Linked DNA regions of Mus musculus: regions 2 and 3 are each linked to region 1. The links are chromatin loops, found by intact Hi-C in ENCODE. Cell type or tissue: left cerebral cortex. All regions are shown on one strand. Links, peaks and the distances in the headings refer to the core of each region. The heading gives the core; the rest is flanking DNA.

Evidence for each region. Hi-C counts contacts between places; a loop is a spot of excess contacts. Peaks named below come from ENCODE experiments on the same cell type or tissue, not always from the same donor. Only the 100,000 strongest peaks of a DNase experiment are listed, where the experiment ranks them.
Region 2: a loop joins it to region 1, with 2.0 times the contacts of the local background. A loop is called at or near these places in 21 of 42 quality-filtered maps.
Region 3: a loop joins it to region 1, with 2.8 times the contacts of the local background. A loop is called at or near these places in 24 of 42 quality-filtered maps.

The regions. Positions count from the first base shown.
Region 1 is chr7:122,915,507-122,924,025 of GRCm38, forward strand. No RefSeq gene overlaps it. Among named protein-coding and RNA genes, the nearest start is that of Gm39082, 4.7 kb to the right of the region's middle. In left cerebral cortex, for the core only: CTCF peaks have their summits at 4,873 (motif pointing left) and 6,227 (motif pointing left); a DNase peak (open chromatin) is centred at 4,861.
Region 2 is chr7:122,240,496-122,244,495 of GRCm38, forward strand. Gm29903 (a long non-coding RNA gene) reads right to left here and starts at 3,758. Exons shown (of 4, transcript XR_869922.2): 1 at 3,451-3,758; 2 at 3,132-3,246. In left cerebral cortex, for the core only: CTCF peaks have their summits at 410 (motif pointing right) and 1,975 (motif pointing left); DNase peaks (open chromatin) are centred at 1,970, 3,632 and 3,968.
Region 3 is chr7:122,249,531-122,253,530 of GRCm38, forward strand. No RefSeq gene overlaps it. Among named protein-coding and RNA genes, the nearest start is that of Gm29903, 7.3 kb to the left of the region's middle. In left cerebral cortex, for the core only: CTCF peaks have their summits at 2,200 and 2,400; DNase peaks (open chromatin) are centred at 139, 2,168 and 2,348; H3K27ac peaks cover 1,766 bases.

The DNA.
Region 1 (8,519 bases), core at 2,591-6,590:
CGGAATCCAACTAAACCCAGTGAATTTAATTCATCTAATTGAGCAGAAGCATCTCCAATGCTAAGATCTGGCACAAGGAAAAGGGAAAGAACAAAACCCTTCAAATGTGCTGGTGCCCCTCTCACCAATTTGCGTCTTATAGAGCTGGTGAAGGGCATATCTTCTGGACCTTCCCATTGTGGACAATTATGCTTTACACAATATATCCACTCTAGCATTGCAATTTCCCTAAGTCTTAAAATCCCTTCATCAACACTAAGCCACGGAATATCAGGCATCTCCAAGTCATTTCCAGTAGGCCATCTTTTGATAAACACCTCAGCCAACCATTCAAACAAACTTTTGACACCTTTTTTAACTATGCGAGCTTCCGTATTAAACCTAGAATCTCTACTCAGAGGAACCATGTCAATAAACTCAGCCTGCTCTAGTTTTATGTTCCTTCCACCCTTATCCCACACCCTTAAAATCCATTCCCACACATATTCACCAGGTTTCTGCTTGAATGAATTAGCAAACTCATTAAGCTCCTTAGTAGTGTAGCGAATTTCCTCATGGACTACACTTTCTACCTCCCCTCTAGGAGCCTGTTTTGCTTTGAGTCTGGTTACAGGTCTAGAAGAAACTATTGGTGGGCCTCGAGAAACATCAGTAGTGAAAGTCATTGCTGGTTTATCAGACTCTGCAAAATTAATTTCCTCATGTGGCGAAGGCATTATTTCAAGGGGTGGGGCTGAGGGTACTACTTCCTCAGGTGGGGCAAACCCTTGAGAATCTGAAGATTCAAAATTCTCAGCTTCTACATGGTCTTCCCACACATCCCCGTCCCATGTTGTAGGATCCCATTCTTTGCCAATTAGAGCCCTTACTTTAACTGTCGACACACTCTGAGGCTGAGACTTGAATTTTCGCTGTAGTTCAGCCAACCTCACAATGAGAGTTTCTGTTTGATTTTCTGCAACTTGAGCTCTATTGCTACAAGAGAGAAGATTCTCCTCAAGGACACACTTAGCAACTTTTAGATCGTTTACTTGTGTCTGGAGCCTTTCGATTTTATCACACAACTCCTTCTTTTCATTCATCATTTTTTCCACAGATACTAAGAGCAGCCAGCCAGTAAAATCATTTTCCGATTTTTTCCCCATCTTGTAGAAAGCTTTGTGCACTGAATCACCTAATTCATTAAGAAAATCAAGGTCATTAGCTTCTTTAAGTTCGGAATATAGTTTCAACCATGGGTCTTCAAAATTCTCTGAGTTCCCAGGAGGGAGAGAATCTGGAGAGGTTTCAATAGTTGAAAGTGCTGGTGGATCAACAAGCCAATTCCAGTATTTTAAAAGATTCATCCTTGTACTTCTGTTACTCTAGAACCACTCCTGGTACCAACTTCTGTATTAGTCAGGGTTCTCTAGAGTCACAGAACTTATGGATAGTCTCTAGATAGTAAAGGAATTTATTGATGACTTACAGTTGGCAGCCCAATTCCCAACAATTGTTCAGTCGCAGCTGTGAATGGAAGTCCAAGGATCTAGCAGTTACTCAGTCTCACACAGCAAGCAGGCGAAGGAGCAGGAGCAAGAGCAAGAGCTAGACTCCCTTCTTCCAATGTCCTTATATTGTCTCCAGCAGAAGGTGTAGCCCAGATTAAAGGTGTGTTCCGCCACACCTTTAATCCCAGATGAAAGGTGTAGCCCAGATTAAAGGTGTGTTCCTTAAACTCGGAGATTCAATCTTCTGGAATCCATAGCCACTGTGGCTCAAGATCTTCAAACCAAGATCCAGATAAGGATCTCCAAGCCTCCAGATAAGGGTCACTGGTGAGCCTTCCAATTCCGGATTGTAGTTCATTCCAAATATTGTCAAGTTGACAACCAGGAATAGCCACTACAGGGAACTTTACGTGCATGGAGCTGGGGATCTAACTCAGTTGGCAGAGCACTGGCGTGGCATGAAAGCAAGCCAGTGCTGGGTCCAACCCAGCACTCAGGAGATGGGGGAAAAAGGGTCAGACGTTTAAGGTCATCTTTAACTGCATAGTGAGTTAGAAGCCATCCTGTTCCATATCAGATTCTTGTCTCAAAAGATAAATAAAGGGATGGAGAGATGGCTTAATGATTAAGAGCAGAAACTGCAATTCCAGAGTACCAAAGTGCAATTCCAAGCACCTACGTGATGGCTCATAACCACATCTCGGAGGGAGGCAACACCTGCAGACATCTGTGCACACACACACACACACACACACACACACGGCCATACGCAGACATATATTCATACACAGAACTTAAAATAATAACATTTGTTTTATTTTGTTTAAGACAGTATCTGTCTACATAGCTCTGGCCATGCTGGAACTCATCGTGCAGACCAAGCTGGCCTCAAACCCACAGAGATACACCCCCTTCTACCTCCCAAGTGCTCAGATTAAAGGCATGCACTGCCATGACTGCCTGAAATTTTTTATTTAAAAAAACAAACAACAGCAACAACAAAAACTATGGCTCAGTGGATAAAGATACTTGTTGCCAAGGACAATTCCTGGAACACTGGTAGAAGAAAATAACTGACTCCTGCAAGATGTCCCCTCAACTCCAGTTGTGCACAGACACACACACAATTAATTAACTAAGAACACAGCCTACGTGCACATACAGCATGCAAGCTGGAGTTTCGGTGGATGGACATAGCCTTCTGTCTGCAGAATCAGAGAGAATATGGCTGACCACACCAAGCCTCTTTTCCATATAGACAAGGATAAAATGCACAGGAAATGACCAACAACTGTGGGGTGTTACAGCCAAACGGAACACAACTGCCAGGTTTCAACTCTGTGTCTACCAGTTTATGTCATCCAGAACTTGAAGCTGTGAACCATGACCCCATGCACCTCCTGATTGTCCCCAGAGCAAGAAGGAAAGGGGGGATGGTTAGGGGGATGTGTTCCCCAAAAGTTCTTGTGTTGAAAACTTAATCCCAGGCACTGGCATAGCCTCATACGAGACAGTGCCTGGCAAATACAGAAGTGGATGCTCACAGTCATCTATAAGATGGAACACAGGGCCCCCAATGGAGAAGCTAGAGAAAGCACCCAAGGAGCTGAAGAGGCCTGCGACCCTATAGGTGGAACAACAATAGAAACTAACAAGTACCCCTAGAACTCATATGTCTAGCTGCATATGTAGCAGAAGATGGCCTAGTCAGCCATCACTGGGAAGAGAGGTCCCTTGGTATTGCAAACTTTATATGCCCCAGTACAGGGGAATGCCAGGGCCAAGAAGCGGGAGTGGGTGGGTAGGGGAGCAGGGCAGAGGGAGGGTATAGGGAACTTTCAGTATAGCATTTGAAATGTATATAAAAAATATCTAATAAAAAAGAAAGAGAGAGGGGGGAAAGGAAGGAAGGAAGGAAGGAAGGAAGGAAGGGAGGGAGGGAGGGAGGGAGGGAGAGAGAGAGAGAGAAAGAGAGAGAGAAAGAGAGAAAGAAAGAAAGAAAGAAAGAAAGAAAGAAAGAGAGAGAGAGAGAGAGAGAGAGAGAGAGAGAAAGAAAGAGAGAAAGAAAAGAAAACTTAATCCCCAAAGTCATATATTAATGGGCCTTGGAGAAGTGACTACTGTTAGGTAAGGTCCTGAGGATGGGACCCCAGGGTGGCACCGGTAGCTTTATAAGAAGGGGAAACTTGGACTCTGTCTCACTGTGTGATGCTTCTGCATGTTGTGACCACAAGACCCTCAGCTGACGTTAGCAGCCCACTCTTAGACTCCCCTGGCCCCAGAACCATAAGCTAATCAAACCTCCATTTCTTATAAAGTACCTTGACTCGGGCATTTTCCAGACTCATTTTCCATGGGAATATAGAGAGAGGGACTCTTACACTTTGAAGGACACTCACTACAGAATGTCAGGCCCCGGAGATAGTTCTTATGTACCCACTGTAATCCAGAACTGTCTAGCAGTAGAAACAGAGTAGAAACCAAGCAAGAATACTCCAGAAGCCATAGATGTTATAGAGTAGACTAAGAGGAAGTTTCTAGATTTTCAAAAGGAAGAAACTGAGACTGAGTAAAGTGTGTATGTGTTGGGCCACAAAACTGTGCAAACAACAACATGGAGATTTGAGTTTGGTCTGTCTGACCCCCTCCCTCCAAGAGCCACAGGCAATGCAGTGAGGGACAGCATGCTCCCATTGGCCCAAAAAACCCCAAAGAGTCACCCCAAGTTAGACATGATGACTCACACTTATAAGTCCAGCACTGGAACTGGAAGAGACCATGGTCTAGGTCAGCCTGAGGATCATAGCAGATCCCAAAAAGGGGGGAGGAAATTCATCCTAAAGACCAAAAATCTCAGGTCCTAGGCAGGACTGGGAGCCTTTATTTGGCATCTCCCAGATCCTAAGTGTGTATCTCAGCAGCTAGCTCTCGCGAGAACTCAGTCCCAGGCTAATCGCAGGTAGAATCTGATAGACTATCGGTACTGTGTCCCTACATTGGCTTTTCCTCTGCAAAATTAAACGAAGAACAACTACCCCACAGAGATTTCAAGTTAATATGGGTGAAAGTCTTATAATAGTTCCCAAAACACAGCTATACTCAGAAGCTGTCCTTGGTTCCGCTTCTGCAGAAAGGGGAAGGAACCGGGGTGACACTGGGTTATGCTGATTTCCAATGAAATCATTCAGTGTGTTCACCCTCGGGCAGATCCCCATCTTCCTAGTCAAGGGGTAAAGTCTGAAGGGGGGCAAAAGTGTTCTGGGGAAGTGGGTATGACATCCTGAGTGGGTTTGTGAAGAGATCTTTGCTTGGCTCCTTTGGAAAACATACCAGAAACAAGAGACCAGATTATCGTGAGTTGAACCTTGGGGTTAGCCTGACCTCTAGTGGTCAAATAATAAACCATCGGGGTACTTGAGAGCCGCTTAAGGGTAAACAAAAGGATAACTTTGTTTATCCACTTATCCGGTGGGTGGTTTTTGAATCCACAAGGTCTTGAGCGTGGCTAAGCTGCAGGCACACTAAGTAAGCTCCATGGTTCACATAAGTCTTAAGTGGTAGAGTTGGGGTTTTACACCAAGCCTGCTTGATTTTAGAGGTCTCTTGTTTATCCACACAGCATGATCGATGCCTGCCTTTATGAAGCCTTCATGTTTAATTCATAGAGACGGCCAAGCTGATGAAGGCCACCACAAGTATGCCTGGAATAACACAAACATATTATAACGCTCATTTTTTTTTTCAAACCGGGGAACTGCTGTTCGATGGCCTGGCACTGTGTATTTGACCACGCATTCAATGTTGAGTTAGTATATGAATTTCCACCTCCTGCTTCCTGTCCCAATGATCGCTTCATATGGACACTACAAATGCCAGCTTGTTTGAGGGTGGCTGGTCTTCCCATCTGCTCTAAAATTCAGCAAAGCCTGGAGGTTGGGGCTTTACTCCCTGAACCCCACAACAGAGATTTGCTGAACCCCACAACAAAGATTTGCTGATGGCTAAGACCACACCCGCCCAGCACTGAGTGAGTCACAGAGTGTTCAACTTACAACAGTCACCCTCAGATTTCTGGACATCAGGATGGACGATGCCAAAATGGTCCATACTCAACAGAAACTATATTTGAGATTTTAGATTTGGGTTCTTTCCCAAAATAACAAAATATGCAGCACGGTGCTCGATCCTGACACTAGGCAGAAGCAGGAAGCCATGGCTCTGATCAGCTCCATGCTTCGGAAGATAACAACCAACGCTTGACAGTATCATAAGTCATGGTGTTCAACAACTGGGTACAGTAAATGCATTTCTGGCTTAGGATGGGCTCACTGGCATTTAACCCCCACTGGTAGGTGGGATACTGGTCAAGGCATGGAAGGGCAGCCATCTGTTTCCCAGGCACCACTTGAGAGATGAGAATGTCAGTATGTCGGTATGTCAGTGTTTTCTGAGACAAATGGCACAGTGAATGATCTGTAACAAGTTGAGAACACTCTTTACAAATAGGACAGTCACTGAGTCCCTTTACAAGGGCAGATGGTGACTCCTGTGTCTGGACCAAGTGAGGAAGAACCTTGTAGCAAGATTCCTCCAGCACTAAAGAGAAAGTCCTGGGGGCTAGAGAGATGGCTCGTTCATTAAGAGCACTCCCAGAAGACCCAAATTCAATTCCTAGCACTCGTGGCTAGCAATGATCCGAACTCCAGTTCCAGTGGGGAATCTGATGCCCTCTTCTGGCCCTTCTGGGCACTGCACACATTTGGTGCACAGACATATAGGCAGCAAAATACCCACGCACATTAAATCAGAATGAACACGGCTTTAAAATAAGGAGAGAGAAAATCCTGTTTTACAACTTTTTAAAAGGCCAGCCGAACGCTAAAAGGTGAAGATAAATACAACACGCTGGAGGCGGAGTTGAGAAGGAAGGCAGAGCTGTTCTTTATATGCCCCAAGGCCCTACCTTAGAGGCAGTTACCCACAGACAGTCACTGCTGAGCACATTGGAGTAGGGAGGGGGATTAAGTACTTTAGCAAAGTGCCTAATAGAAGCTGCATACAGGAGAAGCACTTAGGTTTGGAGCATGGGCTACTGTATGCCCTGTAGCAACTCCAACTTGCTCACATCTGGATGGATCGGGACGCAGAGGCCAGCCAGAAGTAGGGCTAGCCTGTAAACCTCAAGGCCCACCAAGTGACCCACTCCCTGTAGCTCAGCCCACCTCCTAAGGTTTTCATAACTGCTGAGACCTGCCTGACTTTGGGATCAACCAGACCAAGGCAATGGGGAAATGAAGAAGTGGGTGACACATACACAGAAATGCTGAGCTGGGCATGCACTCGTATGGAGATGTATCAGCAGTCCAGAAACTCAGCCCAGTTATTATATGCAGTGGAATGAGAGGGAGGAAGAGGAGGAGGAGGAGGAGGAGGGGAGGGGAGGAAGAAGAGGAAAAGGACTAGGTACTCTTAGTAGGTGGGGTTTCTGTAGAGCAGTCCCTTGTTGCTGTCACCTGGGAAGAGGAAGCTGTGGCTGGAACTCTTCACATACTATCAACGTCTGACCAAAGGAAGGGTCCGTAACGTGGCTGTACTCATGCCAATAACACTCATTCACTCGAGGTTTCATCCACTCTCCACATAGAACCCCCTACCAGGATGAACAGCGCCACCATGAGGGGACCAAATGTTCAAACCTGGAAGCCTCTGGGAGACATTTTAGCAGAAAATAAGATCATTGGAAAGCAGGCAGGATTCAAGTGCTACCGTAGACGAACTCCAAGCTCTGTGTAGCTCATTCCCAAGCACTGCCTTATCTCACTTAGATTTAAAATAACCCAGCACCGGTCTCTCAAAGAGCAATGATGATCCCCAAGCTGGCCATAACTACTGCAGGGCTAAAGATGAATCAATACAGAGGCCTTAAACTGGCCACAAAGATGAAGGGCAAGTGGAAGACAGTACGTGCAGTTAGCTAGCTAGTGTTCCCTGGCCAAAGCTAACAATACGGAAAGATAAACAGACGGCATTCAGTAGTGCTGTTCCTGCCTGGCCACAGAGCTAAAAGGTATGCCGACAACCATAAAAGAAATCGAGTTTGTTATTATTTCTTCCTATCGTCGATTCATCCTGCGTGCTTGAGCACATTGAGCAACTCCAGCTGGCTACAGGCTACGTCAAAGGATATTAAAGTTAAATCTTTTCCCTTTTGTAAGGCAGAATGAGTAAAGTCTGGGGCTTTCATGCCCCAGACTCTAGAAGAAAGGGCAACTTTGTGGTACAAACACATACAACACGCTGGAGGCGGAGTTGAGAAGGAAGGCAGACAGAAGGAAGGCTCCCTGGGAGCCTGGTTCTGGTCTTTTTTCCTTTGTTTGTTTGTTTGTTTGTTTGTTTGTTTGGTGACATGGTCCCCAGTAGCTCAGGCTAGCCTTGGCTTTGTTATGTAGTTGAGGATGGTGTTGAATTCATTGTTCTCCCACCTCCGCCTCCCTGAATGAGCAAGGACGACAGGCAACAGGGGTACCCCACCATGCTCATCCTTAACCCCCTCACTTCTCTCTGTTCCCCTCTTCTATCTCTTTCCAGATAGCATCCTTATCCTGGCACCCAGGATCGCATCTAATTTCAGCAAACTGCTTTTGCATCCCTTTTTTTCCTTAAATCCATTTCTAAGTTCTCTATTGATGTAACCAAGAACCTACAAAGGGAATCCTGTGCCCTAGCAACGCACAACTATCAGCTTTTAATTTTTTTTTCAGCTTTTAATTTTTATCTTAAGATCAAGTCTAGGCTCTCTAGACTGCCCTTGAACTCAATTTGGAGCCCAGGAAGGAGGACCTTGAGTTTGTGATCTTCTGCCTCGGCTTCCAGAAAATGAGATTATATGAAATCTAGCAGCTAGAATTTAAGGTCTACATTACCTCAGAGCCCACACTGCTCTAACAGATCTACTGTGTCCCTCACCCCTGACATCGAGGCCTGTAGCTTTCTCTATAAAGTTCTGCACACACTTGGTTTCTGAGACAA
Region 2 (4,000 bases), core at 1-4,000, 680 kb before region 1:
TTTGCCGTTCTCCAGATGCCAAGAAGTCTACTGGGCTCTGTCTCCTAGCTGAGAATAAAACTCACCCAGCAGGGGGGGGGCAACATTGTTGCAATCTTCAGATAGAGTCTGGTGGGGATTGGCCAGCCGGTTGTTTCTCAGCAGCTCTGAAAAATGGCTTCATACAAAGTTACAAGCCGTGTGAACTCTGAGCAGTGGGAATCGAAGCCAGGGGATCTGCCTTTCACTTCTAGGCTTCTTACACTATTGTGGCTACTGGAGATGTTTGTGTGGTGAGCATCTTCCACCCAGCTCTCAATATTCCTGCATCCTAGCATTCACCCTCCAGCCTTGTCTCTTGGGGTTTTTGTTTTGTTTTTATTTTTTATTTTTAAAAAATTATGTGTAAGTGTTCTGCTGCATATACATCAACATGCCAGAAGAGGGCATCAGATCCCTTTATAGACAGATGGTTGTGAGCCACCATGTAGTTGTTGAGAATTGAACTCAGGACCTCTGGAAGAACAGCCAGTGCTAACCTCTGAGCCATCTCAGCAGCCCGTCTCTTGGGTTCTTTCTGCTGACGACTGCATACTCAGAAAGGAGGGCATGTTGGTTCTATGCTAGAGTGTAAATCACAGTAAGGCACCTGCTGTGCCTCTGACCTTCCTTTCTTATCTTTTTGTGTTTGTGTGTACATGTGCATGTGTGATCAGAGCTTAGATCAGATGTCTTTCTTAATGACTGTTCACCTTATCTTTTGGATACGGAGCCTCTCCCTGAACCTGGGATTCACCAGTGTGACTAGACTACTGGCTGCCCAGTGGGCTCCAGGGGGTCTGCTTGGTGGCTGCAAGCCACACCTGACTTTTATGTGGTGCTGTGGATCCAAGCACATATCCTCATAGGTACAGAGCAAGCACTTTATTGACTGAGCTGTCTTCCCAGCCCCTTAACCTCTCACTTTGATGAGCTCTCTACAGTAACCCCTGCAAAAGAGTACATTAGTGAAACACAATCTCCTGCTGGCGTGGTTGGCATCACTTACTTTATTTCTGCTGTTGCACTTGGCTGTGAGCTGCCTGGGTCCCAGCTTGGAAGCTACATATCATCCATCATTTGGAAACTCGACGCTGCAGCTCCATCTTTCCGTGCTGCTAAGAATGTCTTGTGTGTGGCTATCTTGGGGTTCTCTACCCTTTGTACAAACTTTAGGAGGCATTTTCAGTGGTTGTTTAGTGAGCAGCCTCTAGGACCATACTATTGGGATTCAAGATTCAACTCAAGTAATTGTTATTGGCCATGGGACTCTGGGAATTACATCTAGTGTCTCCATGCCTCAGTTTAAAGTCCATGCAGTGGGGATAATTATACTATCTACCTTATGAAGCTGTCATAATTATGAATTTACGTAGGTTCTTTTCAGGCACACAGACCATTTTGGAGCGTATGTGCATCTAGAATGAAGAGAGCAAGTTTTGTCTGTCAAGAATATACAGTAAATGCTCTTGGCTTTGAGGACTGTGATATTTCTGTTACCACTGTTCAGTTTTACCTTTGTCGTGTGAAAGCCGCCTCGAATCAAAAGGAAATGAATATAAAAAGGGAAGTTCCAAGAAAACTTTATTTAGCCAAAGCCTGGTGGTGCAAACCTGTAGTCCCAGCTGAATGGGAGGTCGAGGCAGGTAGATCACAAGGCCTGCCTGGGCTATAGAGTGAAACCTGTCTCAGTATACAAGGTTTTTGTTTGTTTGTTTGTTTTTAAAGGATATAGTTCAGTGGTGAGTGTTAACCTCACACATACAAAGCCCTGGGTTCAATCCCTAATAACCCCCCTCCACCCCACAAAAACACAACAATAAAACAAGACCTCTATTCATTCTGTGACAGGCAATGTTGGCACACTGCCTGTAGGTTGCTGACACCTGAAAGAAAACATCCTTTCCTCTTGAGCCTATTTTATCAGCCCCACTCAGAGGTTTGCAGGCACCCTCTAGTGGAAGCATCTAACATAGCAACCATGGTTTAGCTCCACAAATACAAGCCAGTACAGTAGCAGGCTTGTGTATGGCAGCATCAATCAACTAACCAGGTTGTGCCATCTTTACCGACAGGCAGTTACCAACTGTATAAAGCTGGAATATGTATTTCCCATGTCACTCTATTTAAATGTGTATAGTATCTCTGATGGCTATTCTCGGTTGTCTGGAATAAAACACGATTCAGAAATGGAGGGCTCACTGGGCTCCAGATCTTGAGGCAGGAAGATAACATGTCTTTGATCTGGATCTTGAGACTGGAAGACACAGCTTTTGATCTAGATCCTAAGGTGGGATGACACAATCTTTGGATCTGGGTGGACACTGTGGTGGTTTGAATATGCTTGGACCACAGGAAGTGGCACTATTAGGAGGTGTGGCCTTGTTGAAATAGGTGTGGTCTTGTTGGAGGAAGTGTGTCACTGTGGGGGTGTGCTTTGAGGTCTCCTAGGGCTCAAGCTCTGCCCAGTGCAGAAGAGACCTTCCTCCTGACTGCCTGTGGATGACAGTCTCCTGCTGCTACCTTTGGAACAAGATGTGGAACTCTCTTCTTCTCCAGCACCATGTCTGCCTGCATGCTGCCATGCTTCCCACCATGATGATAATGAACTAAAACTCTGAAACTGTAATTTCCAATTACATGTTTGTTTTTATAAGAGTTGCCATGGTCATGGTGTCTTTTCACAGCAATAAAATCCAATCTAGGGTAGACACACCCCTTTAATTCAGATCTTGAGGCACATCTTTAATCTGGGCCGTACCTTCTGCTGGAGGCCCACATAAGAACAACGGAAGAAGGGAGGGGTTCACACTCATTTTGCAGCACATCTATGGAAGCCTACTTCTTCAGAATTCCAGCTTATACAACAGATCAGCTGAGTCTGAGCAACTACTAGATTCTTAGACTTCCTGTTCACAGCTGGCCATTGTTGGGTTAGTTGGACTGCAGCAAGTCTTTCCAATAAATTACACACACACACACACACACACACACACACACACACACACACACATTCCATAAGTTCTGTGACTCTAGAGAACCCTGACAAACACAATATCGACAAGGTATGTGGAACACAAATTAGTAAAGCCGTCTGTTTAAGGCCCACTCACCTCTGGGTATCAGCCATAGAGTGCCAGGCCAGTGGAGTGCATCTTCAACAAAGTGCCTTCTCCTTATTTTTCCTGGGCGCACCGAGTGATATCTCATTGGGAAGGCATAGTGTTCCTGTAATACACAAACACGTCACAGAAGCCCCCTGCTTCCTCTGAAGCCTGGAAGAAAAAGCCTCACCCCACCAGGTAGGCCCAGGTCCATCTGTGGACCTTTGGCACGGACAATCCACACCAGTGCTCCTCTTGAGCTTCAAACCTGAAAACTTTTCACACATATCTGATCCGCTGAAACCTTCCGTCTAACCCAATGTTATACCTGCTCCAAATGTCCCGTCTCTCAGGCAGAGATTTGATCTTTGAATTTGTCGTCTGATGATCTAGCCCAGCATGGTGGCCTTGCTGCGCGTCTTGTCTCCCTGCTGCCATCTGCCCATCCAGAGCCGCCCACTTCACTGACTGGAGTGTGGAAAGCAGGCTTTCCTCCCCCCCACCCCCCACCCCTTGGAAGATTTGGTTTGTGTTTCTGTCTTCTCAGAGTCCTAACTTCCCCCACAGGAATGTCTTAATCTAGAATTTTCTATTGCTCGTTCAGCCCTTTAACATCCCACAGCCCCGGGGGATTCAGCAGAGGATCCTGGAGGACCGTGTGAGTGAGCAAGGAAGGGAGGGGACAGAGCGCAGTCACTCCCTGGAGCAGCCCCTGTCTCCGGGGAGACACTTGGTGGTCACTGGTGCATCCTCGGCTTCTGAGCATCCCTTAGAATAAAGCCCTGAATCTGGAGAACTAATGAGCAGTTGCAAAGCTCCCTCCATTAATGGTGCAGTGTTGTGTTCCCAGTAACGAAGGCTGATTGGCACCACATTCA
Region 3 (4,000 bases), core at 1-4,000, 670 kb before region 1:
GTCCTGGGGTTTATCTTCTGTGTTTACGGGCCTTCTGACAACATACTGGTGGGCACCATCTTCTTCAGACATCGAAAGACTTTCAGATTCTGCTAGCTCTTCTCAGCACCAATTGCCAAGGCACAATACTATCTGTCAGTCCAGGAATAGCCACCCCCACCGCTTTTTATAGAATAACCAAGCTGAGAACACTCAGATTGGCACCCACAATGCATCCTCAGACAGACTCTCTCTCCAGCATTCCTCGGGCTAGAACAAGAACGTCCCTGACTCAGCAGCAGGCGCCCTTTGCCGTCAAGCACCTTGCTCGATGGGAAAACCTTGTGTATAGTTCCTACCACTGATCTGGACCACATGACCATTCTATCTTCACCCAGAGCTTCAGCGGCTATTTCTGTGGCCAGGGCTTCTCACAGAAAGCGCACAGCTTACACTCATTGTCCACTTTAAAGAGTTTCTGAAGTAGGTGGCAAGGAAAGAGATATTCAGCTTCATTTTGACACTGCCGACCTCCTAGTGAAAGAGACTGTCATTTCATCATAACAAGCACTGATTGTGTCTGGTTTGTTTGTATCAACTTGATTGACACACTTGGGACACAAGGAACACCCTATCTAAGTTGTTTATTCAGATCTTTGAGGATGACATGAGCAAGCGGTTTGTATTTCTGCTTTTAATCCATGTCTTTCAAGCATGTCACATGACAGTATTAATGAATGAGAGTGTGATTTAATGTCTTCTAAGCAAATCTATTAGTAAATCATTTATTAAATCAAACCTGTAGCTTTGAGTTTCTTCTACATTAATTGAAGAGTGGTAGATAGTATTGCCTTGCAGTCAGGCTACCTTTGGATCAGCCAATGAGAAGAGAGATGGAAGAATATCTAGAAAAAGAAGTTACTTTAGTTTTGAAAATCAAATTATTGTGGTTTCAGGACTTGTCGCTTTAATCCAAATGGAGGAGCTTTACAAAAATGATGTGGTTATGGTTAATAAGGTGTTTTATTAGCTGCTGGCAAACACCTATACCCAAGCTACGCAACTTAGCTTAATGGAGGAAATGTTTATTTTGGCTTATGATTTTAGAATTTCAGTCCATTGTAATAGGAAGGCATGGTTGCCATGGGAGCATAAAGAGGAAGCAGTTCATATTCCTGAGGACCAGGAAGCGGAGAGAGTGGTGAACCCAGGGTCTAGACTCTAACTTTCATGGGCTAGGCTCTAGTGGCTTAGCTCTTCCAGCTAGGCCACATCTCCTGAAGATTCCATAATCTCACAAAGCAGAGCCACTATGTGGGGACCAGATGTTCAAATCAGGAACCAGTGGTGCACAGTCTAATTCACAGTTACCGGTATCAACCAAGTATGATACGTTTCATCTTAGTGCACGTTGGCTTTCTAATCCCAGCCTTTAAATGACGTCTAATGAGCAGGTGGATCCTTATCCAATAATAGGGTATTGTACTGCTTAGAAAACAGGAATTGGAGACAAAGAGACAGGCACAGAGGGATGAAGAGATGCAGAGAGAAGGCAGATCCTGTGAAGGCAGAGGACTGGAGCAATACATTCACGACCAAGAGAAGGTTGCTTAGATGTCTTGAGGCTACAGAGAGGGAAGGAAGGGCTCCTCTATGGGCATTGGAAGGAATATGGCCCAGTGAGTGCTTCAGACAGTTTCCTTCCAGAACTGAAAGATTATATACTTTGGTGGGTTTTAAATTTTTATTTATTTTAAATTACGTGTGTGGGCGTGTAGATGCTCTCAGAGGCTAGAGGTGCCAACTACCCTGGAGCTAGAGTCAGGTGGTTGTGAGCCACCTGTCACGGATGAGTTTAGGTTCTCCGGAAGAGCAATACATGCTCTTAACCACAAAGCCAACCCTACAACCCCTGCCTTTGTTTTTAAAGCGATTCTATCTGTGGCCCTTAAAGCAGCCCTCGGAAGTCTGCGCGTGTGCTAGAGCGTCAAGGACAGGTAGCAGGCCTGGAACTTGGCCTGAGGTAGGTGAGCTATTAAGGCAAAGCCCGCAACAAAATAGCTAGAAACAATCTAACAAGGCAAGCAAGGGCTGCCTCAGAAGAGGCCTGAAGTCGTTTTCTCCTTGTAGTTTCGGGTGGCTTCCACCAGGGGGCAGAGCGGGACTTCTGTGCACAAAATAGGAAAAGAATCTCAAGACAAACTGTCGGCAGGTTAATTCCCCAAGCTAAAACCACCCTTCAAATACCACTCCATCCCCACCCCACCTTATACTACCTCCAATACTCTCAAACACCACTACCACCTGAAACCATCCCCCAAACATCTCCACCTCCACTCCACCTTCATAGCATCCCACTCACACCCGGCAAACGTCACCGCCACCACCTCTCCTCCCGCTAGGGGGAGAAGAGAGGCAAGAGACTTCCCGATTGCTTAAGGAAAAGAGAACTAGGCCCTCAGAGCTAAGGCAGTCTGATCTCCAGTTCCCCGCACTCTGTCGTGGATAATATCGGAGACAGGCCACCTGCCTTTCCTTCAATCAGACCTTGAATCCATTCTCAAGTATTCTGATGGAGAACAATTAACGTTTGCATCATAGGAGTACAGAGATGACTGCCCAGAAACCCATGTTTTCCTGCAACTGCTTCAACAGCAGACAGGCTAGTGCCCCACCCCCTTGACCATAGTGGACCTCAGGGTTTTGACAGGAGGGGCCGGAAACATAGACTGGAAGGAGCATGTGAGCCCCTTCAACTGCTGCCTTTGTGCAGATTCACAGTCGTTCAGTCCCTTTGGATTTTTTACTGTACCCTAGAACCCACACCATAGTCATTCTTCTAACACCTGCTCTTTAGGCTAGTTAGAGTAAGTTTTTATGATTTGCAAAAACCACAGAATTTAAAAAAACCCAGAACTAGTATGAATTATGATGTCTGTGGATAGAGATCTACTAAATGCATTACTTCAAGTCATATAGGCAAATTTCAAAAAAGGAAAAATAACAAAGTGTGTGGGCATGGTGGTGCACACCTGTCATCCTGGCATTCGGGCAGCTGAGGTAGGGAAATCGGGAGCTTAAGTCCAGCCTGGGCTATGCAGAAAGACTCTGTCTTAAAAATAAAGCAAAACATAAAAGTCAAACAAACAAACCCAAAGCACACAACCGCCACCCCCCTCCCACCACCACTGGGACTATTAGAAGTCAGAAAAAGGCTAACTGTGTGCAGATTCTCAGCAAACATTTCCTGGCTGGCTACCATCATTAGTAATAATACCCAGTAAAATTGATGTAGGGATAAGGGAGAGGTCGGTAGTGAGGCCTCTGCCTCTCTACATGGCAATGGAGACAAAGTGCTTTCAAATGGCTAAGGGCAGGCAGTGAGGTGCAGTCCTACTGTGTGGAGTTACACTCTGACGGCCAGTTAAAGCCAAGAATGTTTTCTTCAGAGCGTCAGGGTGCTCACTTCAGAGACCTGTTTGCAAAGGTCCAGGCAGCACAGCAAGTGGGCCTGAAGTTCAGATGGGCCAGTTGCTGGGCAGGATGCGCACCTGACTAGTGGGAGGTGCTGTTTTCTGATGTACAAGTAGTTGCTCACAGCCTACCTGAGCATCCGCTGTCCGTCTGGTAGGAGAAAATAGTTCCTCATTATGGTTTTAATTTACATTGCCTTAATTGTGTGTGGGATGGAGCTTTCTCTTGTGTCTATAAGCTGTATTTCCTTTCCTGAGAGTCGCCTTCCCAGTATCCTTTGCATCACAGCTCCTTAAACTGCCCATCATGTGGGGGGCCTCCAGGATAATTTGGCAACAGTGAATGGTTTTTGAATGTGCATTGACCAAAAGGCAGTCCAAAGTTATACACGTAAGGAATGGATGTGCCTCTGGCAGCACCATCTTGAGACTTTGAGACTTTGCTGCAGCCTTGAGTCTGAGCACACCCCACACCACTTTGCACTGCCTGTGTCCTCAGGCCACCCAGAGCCAGTGAATGAGAAGGGTGCAATTGACTATCTGCAGAA